Linked DNA regions of Mus musculus: all the other regions are linked to region 2. The links are chromatin loops, found by intact Hi-C in ENCODE. Cell type or tissue: gastrocnemius. All regions are shown on one strand.

Region 1 (8,000 bases), 180 kb before region 2:
TTTTCTCTCAGAAATTTGGGGTTTGATCATGGGTAATCTATTCAGACTAACAAAAAGAAATCAATGCAATGAAAACTGTCTTTACCGAAGAGGCCCAGACTCACCATGAGGACACTGAGCCACAGTATAGGCCCGAAGGACAAATTTTCATTTTTCAATAGTTACTCAGCATCACTAGATCCAATGTCTCTTCCAGCCACAGGCCTAGAATTACACATCTGTTATCACACGATTGTGGGTAGACACCAGGGATGCCAACCCAAGCCCCTGACCTTGTTCCCTGGCGAAACTTCTCACCATACTAGTTAACAGAGAACATGCTCACAGCTTGCTGTATCACTTCTGCTAGGCTCATGTATGCCCTTACATTGCCAAGTGAGGCAGGGATCTCGGTCTTCTTTCTACAGTGATGTATTCCAGGCCTCTGGGAAAGAGCCTGGTGCACAGGGGACTGTCGGTGACTACTTGTTGGGTACATGGTTGACTGGTTCCAAATCCCCAAATCTGGCTATTGAACCTCGCAGCTTCCCTCATAGGATGTAGGAGTCTAAAGTGGGAATGAAAGAAGATGGATATAAACGGGATGCCTATGAAAAGCCTTGGGGAGATCCAGGTCCCGTTGATCCCTCTAGAACCCCGTTCTTAGGCAACCAAAACCAAGGTAAAGACAGATAAGCAGGCCCCCTTCTCTACCAGGATGCTGCTGTGACGCTCTGGCTGCAGAAGGGGACCCCAGCCAGCAAACTGATCCTTGGCATGCCTACCTATGGACGCTCTTTCACCTTGGCCTCCTCGTCAGACAATGGAGTTGGGGCCCCAGCCACAGGGCCTGGTGCCCCAGGCCCCTATACGAAGGACAAAGGGGTCCTGGCTTACTATGAGGTAAGACGACTTTTAGCTACCCTGAATATGCTAGAGGACTCCTGATCGGTAAGAGGGCTTCTCCTGTAGTTTCTGAGGAAAGGTGGCTTGCATGGAGAATTTCGGCCAAGGGAACTCTATCCCGCCCTGGACCCCTTGTGTATATCTTTAAGCTCGGAAGCCTAAAGTTTAAATCTGCAGCCCTAGGTGACTCCACAGATCTACTATGTTCTCTAGGCTTCCTCAGATAGGAATTTTCTAATCTCCAGTCTCCTCTTGGCATGAGGGGACAGGAACTGTTAATCCCAAAGATTCCAGAAAGACCACTGACCCAAACCATCCAAGCCAAATTAATTAAAGCAAACAATTAATTAAAACAAGGTTTTTTTGGGGGGGGTTGTTTTATTTGTATACACAGGCGGCTTCCTCCTAAGGAAGGGTTCAGGAAGTCAGAAGTGGGCATGGGGAAGATAAGGGTTTGTATAGTTTAGGCATAGGGAGTTTCCAAGTGGGAGATTTGGCAGGCAAACAGGTGGGGTCCCAGAAGCAGAACATAAGCGCTATAAGCCAGTCATGATGACCTCCTGAAACAAAGGCGTAACTGCAAGGTGGTCATACCAAGGTGGTCACAACAATGGGTGGTCATAACAACATTTTTGAAACAAAGTTATGGTTGCCATTTTCTGGAACAGGCAGTCCAGAACCATTTGTAGTTAAAGTTACAGGTGGGACATAGAAACAGAGATGTAATCACAAACAGGAATGAGCCTACTTTGTGTTTACTAGAAGGTGGTTTTTAAGCCTAAGATGGAGGCAGGCTTGTTTGTCAGTACCTACTAGTGTTATTCTTTCCTAACACATCTCTGCTCCTGCAGGCCTGCTCCTGGAAGGAAAGACACAGAATCGAGGACCAGAAGGTGCCTTACGCCTTCCAGGACAACCAGTGGGTGAGCTTTGACGACGTGGAAAGCTTCAAAGCCAAGGTGAGGCCCAGCCCGGCTGGGAGGAGGCGGCCCATCAATAACGCCAGCACTTAATCTGTCTTCAAGGATGAGTGTTCTTGTAAATGCCCCAACATTTCACCCTCTTCATGTGACAGCATCCTGAACATTTATCATCTGTTGATAAAGACTCGGTGAAGGCTGGGGATGTAGCTCAGGGCTAAAGCATCTGCTTGGCACGTACAAGGCCCATGGTTTAAGCCCCAGTACAGAGAAACACATACACACAGAGAGAGAGAGAGAGAGAGAGAGAGAGAGAGAGAGAGAGAGAGAGAGAGAGAGAGAGGGAGGAGAGAGAGAGAGATCTACACTGAGTGGTCCTCTTGGCAAGATTTGTATTTTACCAAAATACTAACTCTACAGACACATGGAAAGGAGAAATGTGCATAGTGGAACCTGTGACTTTTATCCAGTCTGTTGGCCACATTTGGAACATATGTGTGTCATTGATTTACTTATAGGACCCTTTCATCTTGTCTAATATGGCCTCCTTAATGTGTTTCCTGGCCTCTCTTCCTGAGTTGATGCTTAGCTCCTGAAGGAACAGAGCAACACTTGTCTGTGAACAGACCTCTTGGGGCAGACAGCGCTCTGTGGGAATCTAGAAAAGAGTAGAAGCTGTTTAGGGAGGAAGGATTGTACAAGCCCTAAAAGTCAGAAGATAGGCAGGTGTCCAGGGAGGAGACTGTGGGCAGTCGGGAGGGAGCAGGAACGAGTGGACCATGAGAACAAGGTGACCCGTGAAGAAGAGGGGGGTCAGCTCCCAGCCCTCTCTGCAAACGTCATGGTGCTCTCTGAGGGAACGCCCAGCTCAGCGCATTCCCTCAGGGGCCCTCAGGGTAACAAGGACCTGAAGCCGTGAAGGCCAAGCTTGCTTCAGAACTTTGGGGAAGCTGAGACCTGATCCCCTGTGGTAACTGAGCCTGTAGCAACCAGTAGACAAGATTTTAATCACCCACATCTGCTCACACCCTCAGGCTGCCTACCTGAAACAGAAGGGGCTGGGAGGAGCCATGGTCTGGGTCCTGGACTTGGATGACTTCAAGGGTTCCTTCTGCAACCAGGGCCCGTACCCTCTCATCCGGACACTACGGCAGGAACTAAGTGAGTAAAGGGTTGAATTCAGAGAGTGGGGTGCACACTCCCCACCCCATAAGCCTTTCTGAGGAAACACCATCACCCAAAATTGTGATTCCTCAAAGTTCACGTACACCAGTAGCTAAGGAAACTGTTGAAACCCCGTGCTTCGTGCCGTTTCCAGTTTCCTGCTGACAATACCTGACGGGGGCGTAGTAATGGATTCCCTCCAAAGGTCTCTGCTCTTATCAAGAAGAAAGCCAAGCCTCACCCTATCATATGCAGCCCCTAGGTGCCCCTCCTTGGTATATGGCTGGGTGTCACAGCTGGTATGTGGTCACCAGCTGCCTACTACTGTGTGGCACAGGTTGTCTTCCAGACAGTGCCTGGCTGCAGGTTGTGGCTGCGGTCTGGATGTGGGAGCAGGGGTGCTGGGCCGCCTCCTCCAGTGGTTGCTGTTGTGTGCTCCGCCTGTGGTTTGGAATCTGTTGGCCAACATTGCTTGAATCGTCCTTGTCTTTCTAGATCTTCCATCCGAGACTCCAAGGAGCCCAGAACAGATAATACCTGAGCCACGCCCATCTTCTATGCCAGAGCAGGGACCCAGCCCAGGGCTAGATAACTTCTGCCAAGGCAAAGCTGATGGGGTCTACCCCAACCCTGGAGACGAGTCCACTTACTACAACTGTGGAGGAGGGCGGCTGTTCCAGCAGAGCTGTCCTCCAGGCCTGGTGTTTAGAGCCTCTTGCAAATGTTGTACCTGGAGCTAAGTTCCTGGAACCCCATCCAACTCCAGTCTGAGGCCAGGCTTGGGGTCCCCCACCACCTGCCTCTGCTTTCCCTGGGGCCTGCAGGCCTCTCTGTTCCTTCCATGCCCCCACCTCTGATCAGCTTCTTGGTTTCCTTTTTGTCTCTTTTAGGCTTCCTCTTTATCTGAAAAATAAACATATTTTTCACCCCTGACATTGTGACTTAAAGAAGCTCTCTCAGGACAGTGTTTGTTGGGGGGGGGGAGGTATGGGGAGGACCAAGAGGAAAGGGCTGCACACAGTAGGCAAAGGTCAGAGGAAAGGATGGCACACAGTAGGAAAGTTCAGAGCCAGAGTTGCATTTCCGATGTGCCTGGCCCCATGAAAGTCTCCTCACTGAGTCCTCCAGAACACAGGTGGCAGCGTACAAGGCCCGGCCAGATCCACTTGTAGGAGCCTTTGGGGAAAGAGATGCTTAACCTCTGCTAGACTGCTAGACTGTTATTTCCCAAATGGACACAAGGTGGCAGCAGAGATGAGCTTTTCCCAGTTTACTGCTCTGTGTCCACCAGTGAAGCCATTAGTCCACAGAGTCACTCGTGAGCCTGTCAGGGCTTGGGCGCTCCATAAAGAAGACCCTGAACTAAACGCTCACTTTGAAATGAACCCTGTTGGGGGCCTTTCACGTGCCTCACCTCAATCACCACTCCCAGTAGGTAGATGACACGGAACGATCATTATCTGCATTTTACAGGCATCTCAGATGAAGTCAGATTCTAGCCAGTTCTGAGTCCAGAACAAAGGCTTAAAATGGGCCAAGACAAGCGTGTGCCCCCAGGGTCATCTATTAAAGAGTGATCTAACAGGCCGTGGGGTCACGTGCCTACAACCCCAGTGCTGAGGCTGAGGCAGGAGGAACTTGAGCACTAGGCTAGCCTGGGCTATGTAGTGAGACGTTGTTTCCAAAAAAAAAAAAAAAAAAACCAAAAAAAACAAAAAAAACAAAACAAAACAAACAAACAAAAAACAAACAAACAAAAAAAAAAAGAACAAGCAAGTAATATGTATCCCTGAAGCACCTTGATTGTTGAGTTTAAAGAAAACCTTCATTCCCTAAAGTTTATCTTGTTACACACTTGCTGGAAGCCTTGGTTTGGGGTTGGGAATGAGTTAGGTGGGAGAGAGGTGAGTTGTAATCACAAGAGTGTCTAAGTGAGAGGTGACACATGGCCTGGGCTGAGGCAGGGACTGTGAGTCTGGGGAGGAACAGGGGCGTGAAGACCAGGGAGAAGCCATGGAGCCTACTCTCCTATGGACAAAACTAGCACTTGCCCACTCGTGCCCGCTGCCTGTCCTCTGGCCTTCTCTGTTTAGAAAAGGATCCAGGCAGGGGCAGCTTCCTATGGCACACGTGTGACAGCAGAGATAACTGTAGGCCCACTAATGGCTTCAGCTTGAGGTTCCCTCTCTGTGGGATGGATGGGGCCACTCCTGCTGTCTGGGTGACTGAGCAGCTATCCACTGTCATCCTGGGAGTCCGTATTCTTCCCTCTTTCTTTATCTTGCGTCTGCTGGTTAAATCATGAAACAAATGGTCTACTATCAGTAAAAGTGTTCTCCTGAGTGGGCAGATGGCCAAAGTCCTCCCAGATACCAAACCTTTTGTCTGTGCTGGGTTTATCGATAGGAGAGTAGGCTCTGTGGCTTCTCCCTGGTCTTCACGCCCCTGTTCCTCCCCACAGTCCCTGCCTCAGCCAGGGCCACATGTCACCTCTCACTCAGATAAGGCTTTTCCCTGGTCTCTCTGCTCCCTGACCCTCCCTTCTCTAGTCTCCCCTGCACACCTAATCAGCTCAGCCTTTAGAAATGAAGGATCTGAGCCAATCACTTCCCTTGCTAAGAACTCCAAACAGCCTTCCCAACCCGAAGAATAAAGTCCGGATCGTCTCGTCGACTGTGTCGAGACCCCTTGTCAGCCCCCGCCTCCTGCTATCACGCACACTGTTTCGGTCCCCTGGTACCCAGTTGTCAGCGTTAGTTAACCTTAGGCATCCAGATGCCAGCATGCAGCCTCCGGGCAGCCACCACTCAGGATTCTGCTGAGCCTGAAGCACTTAGCAAACCTAAAGCCAACTGTGCTTACCCTGATCCTTCCACCCCCACCGTGGGCCCTGGGCCCCTCTGGCTCTGTGTCCTTCCATTACAGTTGGGTCTCTCGGCATCTGTAATATTTCAATCCATATGCCGGGTGGACATAGCAGGGTGGAGCAATGTGCAGTGTTGGGTGGGGGTGCAGAGAGGGTAGTGTGAAGTGTTCAGGGCTGGGCTTTCCAAGGGCCAGTATTCAATATTCAGCAGATAAACTGAAAGGAACAAATGAGATCCTTTCAGGTGATGGTGAGGGCTACAGTAGGAAGCCTGCATGGCTCGATATTGAAACCCAGTGTGGGTGTGACCATTGTGCGGAGCAGTTTGAAAGATCCCTCAGTTGGGGGGAGGGAGTCACATTGGGGCATCCTAAAATCCAGAAGGACCTGCCCATCTCATCCTCAGATTTTGGGTCATTGTGGGTGGCCAGCCCTTCCCTGGTTGCTTTGTTGACTGAACTCATAGGTCAGAGCCCCAACCTTGGCCGCTCTTCTAAAATGCCACTTCATTTGATTTGCCCTGGCTGTGGTCCTTCCTCTAGCATGAAGGAACCCAGTTCAGTGCCCGTGACTGTGGCCTCATACACGGGTCTCCAAGAACCATACCTACGTCCCTGAATCTTAGTCCAATAGATGAGACTGATCAGGCCATTTTTCACCTGAGTGGTGGCGTTGTGGGTAAGAACAGCCATGGTTAGGGATCCTGGGCCACTGTTTTGTTTGCCGGCCTCAGCCCAGGCTAGCTCAGTCACTACCCAGGCTCTGCACACTCCAGAGATGAACCAGCTCTGCACCACTCCCTGCTGCACTGGCTTGCCTGTGTCTTTCTCTGGCTCCTCCCTCCACCCTGTGCTTTAACATCTGTCTTTGATAGTTCTAGTCACCCTCACAAGGTCAGCCTTGGTTTTTCTCCTGAAGGCACCTGGGCCTGGGCAAATCAAATCACTGGGTTCCCAGTGGACAGTGGACTCTGCTCCCAGAACACGGACACTGGTCCTCTCCTTCCATTACACATGTTTGAAGCTCAATAGATCACTTATAATGGGAAATAACCTTGAACTTCTGATCCCACCTCAACCTCTCAAGTGCTAGCATTGCAGGTGGGAACTGCCACTCCCATTTTATGCATTGCTGGGGATTGTACACCATGGGTGTGTGTGTGTGTGTGTTATCTTCAGGTACAGAAACCACTTCTGCAACCTAGAGACACCCCCCCCCATACCGAATTACCCTTGCATGACAGGACACTGCCCTCCCAAGCTTATCTATTAAACATCATTTGTCCGTTTTTCCCTAAGATTTATTTATTTAATGTAATTAGTGCTCTAGCTGCATTTACATCTGCAGACCAGAAGAGGGCACCAGATCTCATTATTGATGCTTATGAGAGATCATGTGGTTGCTGGGAATTGAACTCCAGTCCTCTGGAAGAGCAGCCAGTGCTCTTAACAGCTGAGCCACCTCCAGCCCCCATCCTTTGTCCTTTTAATAACACTTCTTACCAGACTGACTGAGGACCACACAAAGCATGAATTAGTCACATGACAAATATTTACAGAGTGAACCGAAGTCCTCTAATACTCACCATGTCCCTCTAACGTATCATCCCATCATCCTCTGGTTGCCAGGTCAACGTGTGGCGACGCTGTGATTTAGATGCTGCTCTAGGTAAGACCCACAGCCTAGGTTTGTGCTCACCCACAGTGGACATTGCCTTCCTGGGTTAAAGCCTGCACAATGTGATTGTCTCCTTTATCTTCTGTCCTGGGTAGACCTGAGGCTTTGTGTGCTGGGCATCTATCTATTCAGGCATCTGTGCTGGGTTATCCATACATCACTGCGTGCCTTAGTGTCTCACTGTCACTCCTATAGGACCTCCAATGCTGGCACAGGTTCTAGGGCCATATCCAAGACAAGACAGTGAGGGAGTCAGGGCCTGTCCCAGGCCTACCTGTTGCCCCCTATCCCTCTTCTGCCTTTAAACTACAGCTCTTTTCTCTATAACATCTGGTTATACAGTTTGCCTGGGTATATTAGATTTATAAAGCCAAAAGCTATAAGCATCTCTTGAGCATTTATCATGTGCCAGCAGATGGCTGGGGCTTGTGAGGTGGGGGTGGGGTTGCAGGAATGGGGCCTGTCTAACAACATTTGCAGTTGGTGGG
Region 2 (8,000 bases):
TAGGTGTCCTTGTCTGCCCGTAACCCCAGGATGGGAGGCAGAACCTGCTCAGCCAAGCTGCTGCCTGCTCCTGTGGCAGGGTGCGCATGCGCACACGCACAAGACCACCCCTTACTTACCCTTGTGTTATTCCGCTCTGCTTTCAGCTCAGATATCTCTTCCTCCCGCTCCAGAAGCTGCTCCCGACACATGCTTAGCTCCCGAGTTAAAGTGGCAAATTCCTGAAAGCCCCCAGAAACCCTCAGTGCTTAGGATTCACCTCCAACCGGTGCCCTGCATACCCAAATCCATGGGAGGCTTCTCTTATTCACCCTCTTATCGGCCCACCTCCCTCACATCCCAGCCTGGCCCCCTGGCAGTGCAGGAAGCCTACAGCTATCGGGAACTACTGGAGGTGAAGAACATATTAGGATTCCAAGAAACAGGACTGCTTACAGAAACGGGTAAGTCTGCCCTGAAAGGCCTGCCTCTCCAGTCACCAGTGACCAGACTACACTCACCCTCTAGAAGGATGCAATAAAGCTCATGTGTGCCATCACCACACACACACACACACACACACACACACACACACACACACACACACGGGCTTTGCAAGCTGCAGATAGCTAATACAACAAATAGGTTGAAAGACCCACCTACATGAGAGTGGAAGGACACAGCCCTGTGGTGCCCGCCCTGGCTTCTGGGAACCCTATTCAATCAAGCCAAGTCTACAGCTCAGCACTTGATGGCATATACCGACTGTCCCTTCCGAGGGGAAACTCCCCCACACTGCCATGTAGAGGTCTTTCCAAGCCCCGCTCTACTATTAAACAAACTACAAGGGAAGAGTGCTCTCCTTGAAGTTCCAGGCCCACCACATCCCACCAGCCTGATGACACCACACGGTCCCCAGAACCATTCTCAGATGGATGAGTGGCTGCATCCTGTGGCCATGAAGTCTACACAGACTGCAGAGGCTGGGGCCTCGCCCCTCCTCTGTGGCCCCCTGTAAATACCAAGAACTCATAACCACAGGCAGCACTGTAGCTGCAGACCAGGCAAAGGGGATGGAGGAGTTGTGGGGAGTGGCAAGGGACCAGAGAGCCAGACGGGGAGAAAACGAGGACTTGTCACCCTAGTCCTGATTACTCCCTTTCTATCTAGGTCTACAGCCAAAGTGAAGGAGAGTTCAATATTTCATTATCTGGAAGCTGAGGCCTGAGCCTGACACTGCTTTAACCCCCAGCTTGCACACATATACCTATACGGGGACACACACACCCCTAGAGAGAGGACTTGAAGGGGTGCCCACATCTCACAATACTATCTACCCCTAATGGTCTCTAACACTCTCCTCTCCTTTGGCCCCACGCTGGGCAGCTGCCCTGTCTCCCTACCCTGCATGCTGTGCCCTCCCTCTCCAGCTCTAACTCATGTGATAGCCTGCTGCCAGGAGAATCCCCCAACGGGCAAGCCTGTCCATAAAGTTAAGGACTAGTTTTCAGACTTTTCTCTGGTGGCTTTTTTCTGAGTACCCCAAGACCTTGATCACCTTGGTGGCTTACTGTTTCCAAACATCAATTAACCATCTATGGAGCACGCCTTCACAGGGCAAGACATCTCCCCTTACACAGCCTCTGTCACCCTCTGAGGAGCTCACATTCCACTTCCAAAGGCCACCTCCAAAGGGTTCGGCCTCCTCAGGGGCTTTCCAGACTCTGGAATGGAAGGAAGTATTCCTCCCTGAAGAGCATCCGACCCTTGCCAGTCACTGCCTCCCCCCAATGAAGCTTTGACTATAAACTGTTGGGAAGACCAGAAGTCAAATCTCAGCTCTCCCCAGTTAGCTATGTAATCTTGCATATATTACCCAGGGCTTGTGATGGACAAGGTAGCCAGGGTCCACCTGGCCACACCTCCTCTCCACCAGGGTCCATATTCTTTTTTTTTTTTCAAGATTTATTTATTTATTTATTTATTTATTTATTTATTTATTATATGTAAGTACACTGTAGCTGACTTCAGACACTCCAGAAGAGGGAGTCAGATCTCGTTACGGATGGTTGTGAGCCACCATGTGGTTGCTGGGATTTGAACTCCGGACCTTCAGAAGAGCAGTCGAGTCCTCTTACCCACTGAGCCATCTCACCAGCCCCAGGGTCCATATTCTTAAGACATAAACTACCACAAGACTCTAGGCCACTGGACTGAAGCTCACCACTCCAGGCTCAGCCCTGGCTCTCCCTAGATTTGGAGAAGGGACCTGCAGCCGAGGCTTGAATTATTTGACTCCTCTGGGCTGCTTCTCCCCCACTGGCTCAGGGTGGTCCTGCAGAGCACGCAAACCCATTTCTCTCCTAGGAAGAGGTGGAAAAGGCAAGCTGGCCGAGTAGACTCTGTACTCTACGTATAGACAGACAAACTCCAGCCTCCCTGGACTTGGTGACCTGGCAGACCACACCTTCTCGGAGAAGCTGTAGGATAACTTGGGTTCCTATGCAAGTCTCTAGCCTCTAACCACGCATCCCCATCCCCAGAATATCTACTGGTATAAGTATAAAAGGTACTGGTATAAGTGGGTACTCAGATTTCCAGAACCCATGTGTTAAAGAGGAAATAAAGCAGAGAACAGACACTGTCTTGGGGGGTGGGGGAGACACAGCCCTCCTGCTGCTATTTACCACCTGGAGGGCAATATGCCACTGACTGATTCCCCTAAGCGCCCGTTTCACCGCTGACAGAACAGGGTGATGGCCCTAACTGTACGAGTTTCATTGTGGGAAATCTACTGAGATGATGGATAAAGAAAACCTAGCCCACAGAATATACACAATAAATGAAAGGTTTTAGCTGCTGGAGGTGTTATTGAGGACCGTGAAATAGGACGCCAAGACACCTGGCCCTGAGGTTTAGCTCAGCCTATGGTTATCTGTGTGAGGTCTCTTATCTTCATGGAAACGAAGGATGATCTCTGCTGCTTCTCCTAACTCTACTTTCCTTGATTCCCCTTTCCTGTCAACTCAGTTAGAAAGGAGGTTTCTTTCCAGTCTAGGGCGCCACCTACTGGTAGTATGGCCTCCCTACTGTTGGCAGTCATGGCTGGATTTTCTTTCTGAGTTCACTTCTCCAGGTGAAGCCAATCCGGGCAGCTGCACTTAGGAGGGGACATGAAGGCCAAATACTCTGTGAACTCCAGTATGTGATGTGCAAAGAGATGCAGAGACTGAAGGGCCAAAGGCGATAACGTCAAAGGAGCTGGGGAGAGTCTGGAACCTTACCTGGGGAAGGGCGGAGTTCAGGTGGCGCTGGAGCTGATCTCGCTCGTGAAGGGCATCCTGGAGCCGGCTCTGTGTGGCTACCAAAGTTTCCTGACTCTCCCGAAGGGACTCCAGCAACTTCTCTCGCTCATCCAGCATGTTCACCATCAGCTGCTCAAAGTTGGCCTCAGCATCGGCACCGTGGGGGGGCCCCAGGGGGTCCCCCTCATTGATTGTGGGCATCACCTCACACATGATGGGAATGGAGAGAGCCTTCTCAGCGTCGGGTCAGGGGGTGGGAGGGAGCTCACGGGGTTGGCACCTGCAGAAGGACCCAGGGCGTGGGTCTCAGAACAGGCAGTGCCAGGCAAGTGGACAGTTGGGTAGGGGCTTCTCCCATGACATCAGTTGCTCTTGCTCTGAAAGGAGCCTCGGGCCTGCAGTGTCCCTGTGGAATGGAGCCAGAAGGCCTGGCTTAACCTTTCAGGGTTGGGGCTGGGTGCCCTGTGTCCCCACACAAGCGGGAGGCATCGGTGTGTGGCCATGACAGGCTGGGCGAACAGGGCTGGAAGGCAGCCCTTGTCTTAGACTGAGCACCAGAGCTTGGCAGAATCCCAGCTGGGTCTAGCAACACCCATGGTTTCTGGAGGGCGGTGTGGTCTGTGGGAGAAGAGAGTGCCGTGAGGACCAGTTGAAAGAGAGCAGGGCATCGGGGGAGGAGCAAAGGAGGCGGGCCCTGAACCAGAGTGGGAGAGGATGGGGGGTGGGTTGGCACATGCCCTTCTCGGGGCTTTCTCGAGTTGGTGGCACCTTGTTAGGTTGCCCACGGAATGCACATGCCTCCTGCCTAGTCTCTGTGCCTGCAGCCCCTGCCCCCCACCTCCTGCAGCTGTCAGAAGTGCAGCCACAGTGGTTCCCCACCCACGTGGCTTGCTGGCCAAATATAGAAATGATTCAGTCAGCGGTAGGGGAGCAGCCGGCAGGCTGCCCAGAGTCCTCCTGAGACCTGAAGGTGGAAGGAAAGGAAATGGGGTATCTCGCCCCCTCCCCCCCCCCATAGCCTCCTCTCCCACATTCAAGCAAAGGTAGGCACAGAAGGGGTTAAAAGGCTTAGTGGATGGGAGAAACACCCCCCCCCCCCCCGCCCAGGCTGGACTCCCATAACATGGCTGAGGTCTTAGCAAGGCTCAGGCTGGGCAGTGGGGCAGGCAGAGCCCTGACCTGCTAGGATGCCCATAACTCAGGGATGAGGCTGGCTTGTCATTTCCCACTTCTAAAGTCTGCTGAGGAGAATGCACGCAGACCAGTGTATGTCCGCAGCCTCCACCTCTTTGTTGGAGACTGGATGACAAAGACTCCCCATGTCCTTATGGAAATGGGAATGACGTGGTGGTGCACGCCTTTAATCCCAGCACTCGGGAGGCAGAGGCAGGAGGATTTCTGAGTTCGAGGCCAGCCTGGTCTACAAAGTGAGTTCCAGGACAGCCAGAGCTAGACAGAGAAACCCTGTCTCAAAAAAAAAGGAAATGGGAATGAAAAGGGACGCTTCCAGAGGAAGACCTTGTGTGAGGCAGCTTACTCATGGCTGGCAATCTGCTCCCTTGGTCTAGGTAATTACCCACTGCTGGTGCTACCAAAAGTCACCAGTCAGACCATGACCATTTACATGCACAGGCCAGGGGCCCAGAGGTCACAGCACAGGAAGGTTGGACATGGAAGTTAGAAGTTCTCAGCTGCAAAGTTCTCTGACCACCGTCAGTTTTCCACCTCCTGGCCAGGGCTAGGCCACTGGCTTCATCGGCTCTCACAGGGAATGTCCTCAGGTCATCCACTGGAGAACTCCAAAACTGCAGAAAGGTCCCAATACAATGGTTGCTACTCTGGAGACCATAAGTAGTGCTGTCCTTCCCACCTCACCCACCCCATTTCTAAAGATGTAGGGCACTTCAGCAGGTGAAGCAAGCAGCCAAGGAGGGGCAAGAGCCTGTACGAGTGAGAGATCAGATGTGGGCTTCTGGCAGGGCCGAGCTCAACAGAGAAAACCAGTCTGCTGACAAAACAGGCAAAATTGGGGGACAAGCAAGGGAGGAGACAGAGGAACAGCTAGAAAACCCCAGAACTCACAGCCATACCCAGAGGTGCCATGGCTCTAGCCAGTAACACACACACACACAAACACACACACATATACACACATACACACACACACACACACACACACACAGAGGGCAGACAAGGGAACAAGGAAAGAGCTAGGGCAAACACACATGCTCCCAGACAGAGAAATAGATATGAACGTTTCTCGTGGAGATCCTTCCCACCAGCTGAACAACGGTGGAAAGTTGTGGTCAGACAGCCCATGCTCCCTCCCCACCTCAGAGCAGCTGGGAACACAGGATAGATGGCTACTCCAGTCTGATAAACTGCCCTAGGGGATGCTGACAGCAGCAATTTCTCCAAAATATCTCCTGCCCAGTGTTTCCGAGCCCCTTCATCCTGAGTGCTCCAGGCTGAGAGACTGAAAGGCCCCGGGGCCCCACCTTCCCTCTCCAAACTCATTAACAGTGCGCTCACATTCTCTCTGTAGCCCCCCACAACCACTTAGGTTTTGGGGGTGTCTGTCTGTCTGTTTGTTGAAAGCTTGTGCAAGACCCTGGTCTTGGTCACTAGACAGGGGGAGGGGTGGAGGGAAAGGGGAGAGGGAGTGGGAAGAGGGAGACTATTCTCAGCCCCCTGCAGATGGCTTCAATGCCAGACCCCTAGGGACCCTGTGGTCTAGCACAAATGAAAAAGGCTAGAGCCAGGTCCTAGGAAATCTTGGGTGCAATTCTACCAGAGTCTAGCTGGGTGAGCCTGAGCATGGTACCCTCCACGAAGCCTGGGCTATAAGATGGAGCCTGGCTTAAAGGAGAAAGCACCCCTACCATGGCAGAGAAAGAACTGCCTTCATCTTGGGTAAAGGAGAGCCCGGGAGTGGTGTCTGAAAAGCTCCTTCTGTCTTAGGCCATGTCTCCACATGGCAACGCCCTCTCATCTTCCAAGAACGATGCTAGAGTCCGCAAGGTGAGACAGAGATAACTGTGAGCTGCTGGCCGTGTGGCCCAGCCCAGCCTCCCCACGTCTTCCTGGCCACTCTGACAACTGAGAAGCTGGCTCTGCAGCCAAAAACCTTTCCCCAGCCTCCCTGCAAATCAGGTGCCAGGTGGCAACTCCACTTCCTCTGGTGAGATGGCACATAGAGCTGGTTGGAGATGAGGCCAGAGAAAGGTGCAGGCAGAAACCCCTGGAGGTCCGCGTAGGACCTCCTACCCAACCCAACCACTACCGGAGTGGGTAAGCAAAAGAAACTTTAGATTGGCGGCCACATGGGGACACCTGGCTTCCCTGGCTCGGGGGCCTGCTTTAAATAGTGCAATTATCATCTCAGCTTAGCAGAAGTTGCAACTCCCAAACTCACAGGTCCTGATTCAGAGGCGAAAGTGCCAGGCCCCAGAGCCAGCATTTGCAAGGGGCTCTGCCAGGAAGGGTGTGGGGTAGGCTGTGAACAGCAGAAGGCTCAAGAGTAGGTGGGTGTGAGTGTGTGTTACGGAGGGAGGGCTGCCTGAAATGTAGGCCTCTGGCTCTATAAACATCAAAGACAGTCTCTGAGGCATCTCTGGCTTCCCCAAAGCCACCCCACCCCCCAGCCCCATTTTCCCCTAACAAACAGGAGGGATAGACACTCCAGTCTGATGCTCTCTGGCTGGCTATACATTCACACAGGCCTGGCTCCCTACTGCCCTACCAGATGGCAAGCCCCACCACTTGCCCAGCTCAGCAAAGGATACAGGGCCCCAACCAAGCTGCTGGAAACTGAGCTCATGCCATGATCTGGGCAAAGATGGCGCATTGAGTAGGAGCCTCTTTAAAGCTAGCAGAACAAGAAGAGGCTCTTACATACCTCAGACTAAGGGAGAGAGGTCTGAGGAAATGGCGGTGGTGACCCAGAAAGATGAAGATGATGGCCACCACTATGATGTGTAAGTGTTCCTCCCGTGCCAGGATGGTGCTCCTTTAATCCTCAAAGTTCCTCACAAGGAAACATCACCCTTCTTGCCATGTCTCAGATATGAGAACCAGGACTCGGGATAACATAAGCAAGCCCCACCCCCCTCCTCCCAGAGTCACAGTAAAAGGGAAAATCAGGAGTCGTGGTGTACCTAACACCAAGAGGGGTGTGTTTCAGGCATCTCATCTTCCCTGAGAATGCCCCGTGTCACACCCATAGTGGCCTGTGGTGAACCCTTCTTCCACTCATCTCCTCAAGCCTGGGAGGGCGTGCGCCTTCCCACTCACAGCCCCACCCACTTCACTGGCCCCTCCCTCAGCTGGCTCCGCCCTCCTCCAACTGACCTGGACTCCAGCCCACACTTTTCTCTGACTCAAGGCATCCTCAGTCGTCCAGTGGTACCCACAACCATCTGCTCGTGCCCTCAGACGGCACACCATCTTCACCTGACCAAAGCTTCTCCTGCTCCTGGATGGAGGATGATGGCCAGTTCATCTCCCTCAAGACCTCGACCACCTCTTCCCACATGTCACCCATAGGACCTTGTCTGATCCCCTGCCAACCGTGAGGGTGACCTTTACAGATCTATACTTAGACCTCTCACGGTCACTGGCCTTCCTTTACACCATCTGTAGCTGTAGACCCTACATAAGAACTCCAGGCAGCTTTGGAAGCTCTAACACCAGAACTTCATGTGAAAGAAACTGAGC
Region 3 (8,000 bases), 210 kb before region 2:
CGCCTTTTTAAAATGTAGTTTTGAAAAATCCCTTCAGGGAGGAGAAGGAAAGGATTCAGGGAGACCAAAACAAACAAATGCAAAATAATCTTCCGGGAAGTGACACGCAGCCTTGCGGGCCCTGCAGCAGCTTGCCCTGAGAGAAAGTGGGGCACCATTATTACGGGGAGAACGGGAAGCCTGTGGGGGCTGGAGCAGAATCTCAGGGAGCCAGAGACACAGGGAGTCTTCACAAGCTCACTGAAGCTCTCCCTGGGATGCCCTGCAGCGTGAAGGCTAAGGGGCAAAGGTTAGAGGTCAGGGGAGTCAAGAACCTCGGGAACAGACTGCAGGGCTATGGCTGGGGAGCAAGAATGAGAACTCAGTCAACTGCTCACAGCAGGAGAAGGAGCCTGGGTGGAGAGAGCCCCTGAAGGTTGGGGTCTGAACACTGCAGAGTAAGGAACCCTCCTCAAAGATCCAAAATCTAGCAGCTGGTCTTTGAAGTAAAGTGATGGACACTCTCACCCTAACCCATCTGAAACTCAAAGCATAGAGGAGACTGACTAGACTCTACTGGTACCTGCTGAAGGAAAGGTTCCTGTCCGACCCTCAAACGGATTTGAACTGAGTGATGAGCAGGATGGAACTAAGGAGTCCAGACTCAATTCAGTTTGGCCTGGAAAGGACTCAGTTCAGCAGCCAGTACCTAGAAGGAGACAGACTCAGACCAGCATCCAGAAGGAGACAGACTCAGTCCAGCACCCAGCACCCTGAAGGAGGCAGACTCAGACCAGTACCCAGCACCCTGACAGAGACAGACTCAGTCCAGCACTCCAACACCCTGACAGAGACAGACTCAGTCCAGCACCCAGACTCCTGAAGGAGACAGACTCAGTCCAGCAACCACTACCCTGATGAAGACTGACTCAGTCCAGCACCCCAGCACCCTGATGGAGACCAAAGGGATATGCCCTTCCAGAGGAATGTATTTCATGTCTTAAGTTTCAACTGTCTCAGATAAAACTTAAAATGGCCTTGAGAGCAATATACTGGAACAGGAAAAGTGAGAATCGATTCGTTTTTATTTTGTGGTGGGGTCTCAGGTATCCCAGGCTAAGTGCAAATCACTTTGTGCTAAAAGCCAAGGCTGAATCTGACCTTGAACTCTTGATCTTCCTGGGAGGGATTACAGATGTGACCCACCACAGCTGTTTTATATGGTGTAAGGGATCAAATGCAGGGTTTCATGCATGCTAGACAAGCACCAACTGAGCCATGTCTCCACCCTGAATACCTGAACATTTTAAAAATAAATTAAACATTTAATTAAAAAACCTTACCACAGAGGGAAAACAAAACAAAATAAAACAAATGAAAAACACCAACAACTCACCACAAAAAACACGAGTCTTCAGCCGTGAACTAGATCAAACATTTGAAAAAGAAGTTTAAAAAGTCAACATTTCATAAACTCTTTAGGACACACTTCCAACCCTACACCACCTCCTTCTCTTTTTGGAGACAGCATGCCACTACAAAGCCCTGGCTAGCCTGGAACTCACAGAGATCTGTCAGGCTCTGACTCCAGAGTTCTGAAATGAAAGGAAGGTGGCACCACGCCAGGGCCAGCACACCCCACCTTAACTCGTGAGCCGGTCCAATCCTAGCACCACAGTCAGAGTTGCTGCTGTGTTTCTATATGCAGGCACAGTCTTGGGTGCTGGCCCGTTTCTAAGATGGTAGCACTCAGAAAGGTTGCTCTGAGTTTGAAGCCAGCCTGAGCTACATAGTGATTTCAAGTCCAGCCTAAATAAATAAATAAGGAAAGGACAAATACTATCAAAAGAAAAGAGGAAATCAACCCCCCTTGTAACTACAGACCCAACATTTTCAAACCAATAGTGTCAAACTAAATTCAATGAAAGGAAAGTAACTCATTCCCCGGGGAGGTTTACTCTAAGGAATGCAAGGTTAGCTCAAAATTTCTAGAAACGTACGTCACCACATTAACAGAAATATAGAAATGAAAAATTATATAGTGACAGAATTTAACATCCATTTATAACTAGAAATGTGAAATTTAACATTCACATATAGCTTTTAGCTCACCAACAACAAAAGAACTGTTTCAGCCCAAAATGTTTTTAATGAACACACATGGGCATGCAGACATACATAGACACACTAACACAGGCACACACAGCACACTCACACACATACTAATACAAACACACATGTAGATACACATGGACACACAGAAACATACTGTCACACTAACACACAGATACACACATGTAGACACACTAACACAGACACACAAACTCAGATACACACACATACAGATATATACTCACAGACATGCTAATATAAAGACACACACATAGATACACACGTATGCACACACACACATACACCCCACTTGGGTGAGAATGGTCACTATGACCGTCATTCAATATTGCATGTAGTTTGTGGTCGATGATATAATAGGAAGGAAAAGAAATGAAAGTTATTTAGATTGAGAAATAAAAGGTCAGCTATTTATCTGAAGATGTCATGATTGCATAGGTAGAAAATCCGAGAGTCTTCTGGAAGAACTGCTTCAGTCAATAAGTGAATTAAAAAAGGTCTCAAGATGCAGGCACAGCCCATAGAAATGGCGGTACTTCTGTTTTATTCACGTAGCCATGCTTTGCTCAGGGCCTTGCAGAGGATAGATGAGCATGCCCTGCCAATTCCTGCTGTGTGGTCACTCTTTATGCTGACAGAAACACCAGAAAAATGAAACCTTAATTGCCACTTATAAAAGAAAACCATGGATTAGTGGTAAAGAAAACAAAATGTGTGTGACCTCTTAACTCTCAGAGATTATAAACCTTTCTTGAAAGGACTTAAGGAAATGGAGGTTATATGCCGTATCTATTGACTGGAGAACTCTAGACACCAACTTTCCACGGAATGATGTGGATAATTACTGCAAAGCCCAAACAAAATCTCAGTACTTCACAGAGCTGACCACCCTCAAAACTTCGTATGGAAATGCGAAGGGTATCAGAACAGCCAGAAATACCTTGAAATGTTGAAGGCAATAGAGCAGAGTTAGAAGATTCACACGACCTCGCTTCAAATTTCTCTGTAAATTTACATAAATCATGACAGCACGTGGCCAAGCCTGGGGGGGGGGGGCGAGCCTGTGACCCAGGTACTCAGGAGCTGAAGAAGGAAGATCTAATCCAAGGCCTGTCTGGGCAGCTTAGTGAGACTCTGCCAACAAAGGGCGGTGGGGCAGGGAAGAGCTTAGTGAGACTCTGCCAAAAATAAATAGATAGATAGATAGATAGATAGATAGATAGATAGATAGATAGATAGATAGATAGACAGACAGACAGATAGATAGATAGAGGACAATCAGAGAATTCTGAGACAGATCCATGTTCGTGTGATTAAGCATTTTTCTAGACAGGACAGGAAACACAAACTGTCTTAGTTACTGTTCTAACACTGTGAAAAGACACCATGACTAAGACAACTTATAGAAGAAAGAGTTTATTTAGGGCTTTCCATTTTTTGAGGGCTGGATTGCATTACCATCCTGGTGGGGAGCATGGAAGCAGGCAGGCAGGCAGGCAGGCAGCAGGCAGGGAGACAGTAGGCAGGCAGGCAGGCAGCAGGTAGGCAGGCAGGCAGGCAGCAGGTAGGCAGCAGGCAGCAGGCAGCAGGCAGCAGGCAGGCAGGCAGGCAGGCAGGCAGGCAGGCAGCAGGTAGGCAGCAGGCAGACAGTAGGCAGGCAGGCAGGCAGCAGGTAGGCAGCAGACAGGGAGACAGTAGGCAGGCAGGCAGCAGGTAGGCAGCAGGCAGGGAGACAGTAGGCAGGCAGGCAGGCAGGCAGCAGGTAGGCAGCAGGCAGCAGGCAGCAGGCAGCAGGCAGCAGGTAGCAGGCAGGCAGGCATGGTGCTGGACCAGTGACCAAGTGTTCACATATTGAGACATAAGCTCCAGGCAGAGAAACACATTGGCTCTTTTGAAACTTCAAAGCCTGTCCCCCAGAAACACACCTCCCAAATCCTTCCCAAACAGTTCCACCAACTGAAGATCAATTATTCAGATATATGAGCCTGTGGGGGCCATTTTAATTCTCAGCATTACACAAACCATAAAGGATAAAGTTTACCTTTAATTAACTAATGGAACTTAGTGAAAGGCTCTTCTATAAATGTTTATTAAAACTAAACACGTCTTCACTGATCGCAAAGGCTGTTGCTTATCAGAAGACTCACCCGAGAGTGGGAAATGGTGTCCATAAATAGTGGGAGAGCAAGTCTTGGATCTTCCCCCTCCCTTATGGAGACATAAATTTAATAATTCAGAGACCAACTGGCCCTAGAAAAATCTAGAAATCAATTGGGAGCTTTTTGTTCCCTGGGTCATTGTGAAGCCGGCCATATTGAAATCTGGTAGAAATTTCTGTAATTTTCTCCATTTGAATCATACTCATCTTCCACCATGTGCAGAGCAGTTGGGAGGAAATTCCAAACTCCCACTTCCTCCAGGCTGAGGGATGAGAGAACAAATAACCAACATTCTGAAACAGAGGAGTACTGCCAAAGGACTTCAGTAGCATCTGGACCTGATGGCTGAGAGACCCCAAGCCTCAGTGTGGAATACCAGAGACGCACACTAGGTGGCGCTCCAGCATCAGTTTACTCCAGCACCAGCGCTGCTGCAGTATTACTGAGCTAGGTAATTCCTAAGCAGAAATCTGCCAATGTTTAGTTAAATTAGACTCCCGAGCCTGAAGAGGTCATACTCCCGCAAAGGGCTTGAGAAATCTCAACATTTTGGCAGATGGGTTGGGTGGAGCATCTTACATTGCACCAATAAGATGCAGGGTTTCCTGCACCAAGTGCTATTTTATGTCTTCTTGTTAATAGCTACTGTTGTTGCTCAAATGAGGTGGTCACGAATTGTCGTTCTGATTGATTTCCCTGTCCTCTCCCCCACCCCCTGTCCCTTCACCAAAGGATCTGAGTAGCTGTTTGTGGATGTGAAAGAGATGAGCATTATCACCGATTAACAGAGAAATGCAAATCAAAGCCGCGTGCAATGCCAGCTGCTGTTAAAGACGTGGCTGGATGTGGTGAAGTGCTCAGAAAATTATTTTTAAGAGAACAGAAAATAACGAGGACATGGGAAAGTCGAAACCTTACGCAGTGTCTATATAGAGGCAAAATAGTTTAATTACACGAAAGATACAGAAATTTCTCAACAAGATCATCCTGTGATCCGGTGATCACACTTCTGGTGACAGCACAAAGGCTTGAAGGCAGATGTCAAAGGACACTCGCCCGTTCACCTTGTCACATCACCTTCATGATGGCCACGCCAGAGAAGCAGCAGGAAAATGAGTAAGAAAGATGTGACATCTACATGGAAGGGAGGTTTTATGATCCTCAAAGAGGAAAGCAATCTTGTCACATGCTACGACAGGAATCTGGAGAACACTGTGACATCAACCAGACAGTGACAAACACTCCAATTCCAATTATGTCTTAGCCGGGCATGGTGGCGCACGCCTTTAATCCCAGCACTCAGGAGGCAGAGGCAGGCAGATTTCTGAATTCGAGAGGCCAGCCTGGTCTACAGAGTGAATTCCAGGACAGCCGAGGCTACACAGAGAAACCCTGTCTTGGAAAAAAAATCCAATTATGTCTTAGCTGCTTTCCCCATTGCTAGGTTAAAATACCCCAACAACAGCAACTTACAGGAGAAAGGGTTTATTCTGGCTTGAGGTTTGGAGGTGCAGCTCATTGTACATCATAGTGGCGGGGGTTTCAGGCAGATGACCACATCCTGTCTGTAGTCGGAACGCAGAGAAATGAACGTGTGGCCCCGGCCCTCCCTCTCCTTTGTATGTAGTCAGGACCCAGGCTCTTCCTGCTTTACTAACCTGATCTAGATAACCCCTCTCCGGTGTACCTGGACAATATTAACTGTCTTAAGTATCTAAGTTAGTCGCGAGAGACCATGGATTTGAGAAAGAACAAGGGCTGGGTACATTGTGGGAGTTGGAAGGAGGACAGGGAATGGGGGGAAATGATGTAATTATATTTTAACCTCAAAAATAAAAGACATAATAAATAAATAAAGTTCGAGGCCAGCCTGGTCTACAGAGTGAGTTCCAGGACAGCCAGGACTACACAGAGAAACCCTGTCTCGAAAAACCAAAATAAATAAATAAATAAATAAATAAATCACATAAAAGCATCCAATGAAAAAGCTGGGGGAAGTCTGGCAGGGGATTGTGTTTGGTGGGAATAGAGTCCTGGTGTTTCAAGAGAGAGTTCCACACAACAAAATGTTTCTCAGCCAGAAAAGAGTTAAAACATCATTTTCAGCTGTATGGGTAGAGCTGAAGGTTACTGCATTACGGGAAATAACCCAGACACATAAAGACAAATGCATATGTTCTCACTTGCTTGTAGGAGCTAAAAGGCTAACTTCCTAGGAAGATGCCAGGAGTGGCTGAGAAGTTCCATTGACAAAGTGCCTGTTGTGCATGCCTGAGGACCTGAGTTCAAATCCCCGGGCACAGTAGCACGATCTCGAACCCCAGTGATGGCGGGGCAGAGACAGGAGGACCTCTGGGGCTTGTTGGTCAGCCGTGGTCGGTTGGTAAGCTCCAGGGTTCAGCTCTAAGGATCTGATGCCCTCTTCTGGCCTCTGTGGGTACTTCAGGCTTGCATGCAGACAGACACAAAAACATAAAAATACGATACATTTCTTTAAAAAAGCGGGGGGGGGGGTGCTATGATTTGTTAGGAATGTGGGCTATCTCAAAGTATACATTTATTTAAATTCAATTAATTGTACACTTAAGATGAACACGTCAAAGCTAGGAACATAGCTTTAATCCCAGCACTTGAAAGGCACAAGCAGGTGGATCTCTGTGAGCTTCAGGCCAGCCTTCTCTACACTGTGGCTTCCAGGACAGGCAGAGCTACATAGTGAGACCCTGTCTCAAACACCAACAAAAACAGAGAGATGAGCACTTTAAGAGCCGGGGTGTGACTAGATACAGAATGCTTGCCTGGAATGCACAAGACTTCTGGGTTCCATTCCCAGTAGGCAGGTGGAGGGGGAAGAGATGGCTACATTTTACTACAGGTAAGTTTACTTCAGCAAAGAAAGAAAAAGACAAAAATGATACAAAGTTGAACTTGGCAACATAAACAGAAGCACAAGAGGAATGTAAATCAACAGAGACCACAAAAACAGAATCAAACAGACTTAAGACACAGGAATTATAGAAAACACATCTGCACTTACAGTATTCAAAACAGAAGTCAGGGGAGAAATTTTCCAGAAAACCGGAAACTATGTAAGGAAAAAAAAAAAGCCAACTTGAAAAAGACTCAAATGAATTGTGAGACTGAAAAGGGAGAGAAGAATCAAGTTTAAGAACTCAGAGAAAAAATTTAGCAGATTAGATGAGGTCGCTGAGAAAATTAGTCAGTTGGAAGATAGAGCAAGAAAAAATGCTCAGAGTTAATCACAGACAATAAAAACCTGAAGAAGAATAAATAGGGAACAAGAAGCATACGTGAGAATTGAGACGTTTTAACATATAATTAATTAGAGACTAAGGGAAGAGAAAAAGGAGTATGAAGGCCAAAATGTAGGAATAGCGAGGTGTGGTGGCTCATAGGCAAAGAGATTGCTAGGAGTTCAAACTCATCATGGGATACAGAGTAAGATACTGTCTCAAAAAAAGAGTATCTGAGGAAAGGATGATTGAGAAATCTCTAAAAGTCAAAGATGTGAATTCATAGAGTCATGGCTTGAAGCATTGCTAAAGGGGTAAAGGAAGCCTCGAGTGTCGCTAAGTGACAGCGCTTGCCTAGCAGTTGTGTGAGGCTGGGGTAAATCCTCAACAATAAAACAAAACAAACAAAATGCCCTGTTACTGTATAGGAGAGTAAATCAGAACAAAGAAATATAAAATCTTGAAATTATTAAAAGGA

The links. Hi-C counts contacts between places; a loop is a spot of excess contacts. Peaks named below come from ENCODE experiments on the same cell type or tissue, not always from the same donor. Only the 100,000 strongest peaks of a DNase experiment are listed, where the experiment ranks them.
Region 1: it touches region 2 in a loop (6-fold over the local background); 39 of 42 quality-filtered maps call a loop at or near these places.
Region 3: a loop joins it to region 2, with 5 times the contacts of the local background. A loop is called at or near these places in 13 of 42 quality-filtered maps.

What each region holds. Positions count from the first base shown.
Region 1 is chr1:134,147,640-134,155,639 of GRCm38, forward strand. Chit1 (chitinase 1 (chitotriosidase)) reads left to right here. Exons shown (of 12, transcript NM_001284525.1): 9 at 697-882; 10 at 1,737-1,844; 11 at 2,840-2,966; 12 at 3,465-3,901. The coding sequence ends at 3,709. Among named protein-coding and RNA genes, the nearest start is that of Gm46158, 30 kb to the right of the region's middle. In gastrocnemius, CTCF peaks have their summits at 4,211 (motif pointing right) and 7,182 (motif pointing right); DNase peaks (open chromatin) are centred at 3,641 and 4,199.
Region 2 is chr1:134,329,027-134,337,026 of GRCm38, forward strand. It overlaps Ppfia4 (protein tyrosine phosphatase, receptor type, f polypeptide (PTPRF), interacting protein (liprin), alpha 4), which reads right to left. Exons shown (of 29, transcript NM_001374777.1): 2 at 3,264-3,902; 3 at 120-221. The coding sequence starts at 3,497. Among named protein-coding and RNA genes, the nearest start is that of Ppfia4, 12 kb to the right of the region's middle. In gastrocnemius, a CTCF peak has its summit at 3,061 (motif pointing left); DNase peaks (open chromatin) are centred at 3,052, 3,400, 3,898, 5,984 and 4 more places; H3K4me3 peaks cover 1,020 bases; H3K27ac peaks cover 2,816 bases.
Region 3 is chr1:134,115,719-134,123,718 of GRCm38, forward strand. The region is part of intron 1 of Chit1 (chitinase 1 (chitotriosidase)); the gene reads left to right. Among named protein-coding and RNA genes, the nearest start is that of Chit1, 8.5 kb to the left of the region's middle. In gastrocnemius, CTCF peaks have their summits at 4,650 (motif pointing right) and 6,695 (motif pointing left); DNase peaks (open chromatin) are centred at 4,656 and 6,652; H3K27ac peaks cover 213 bases.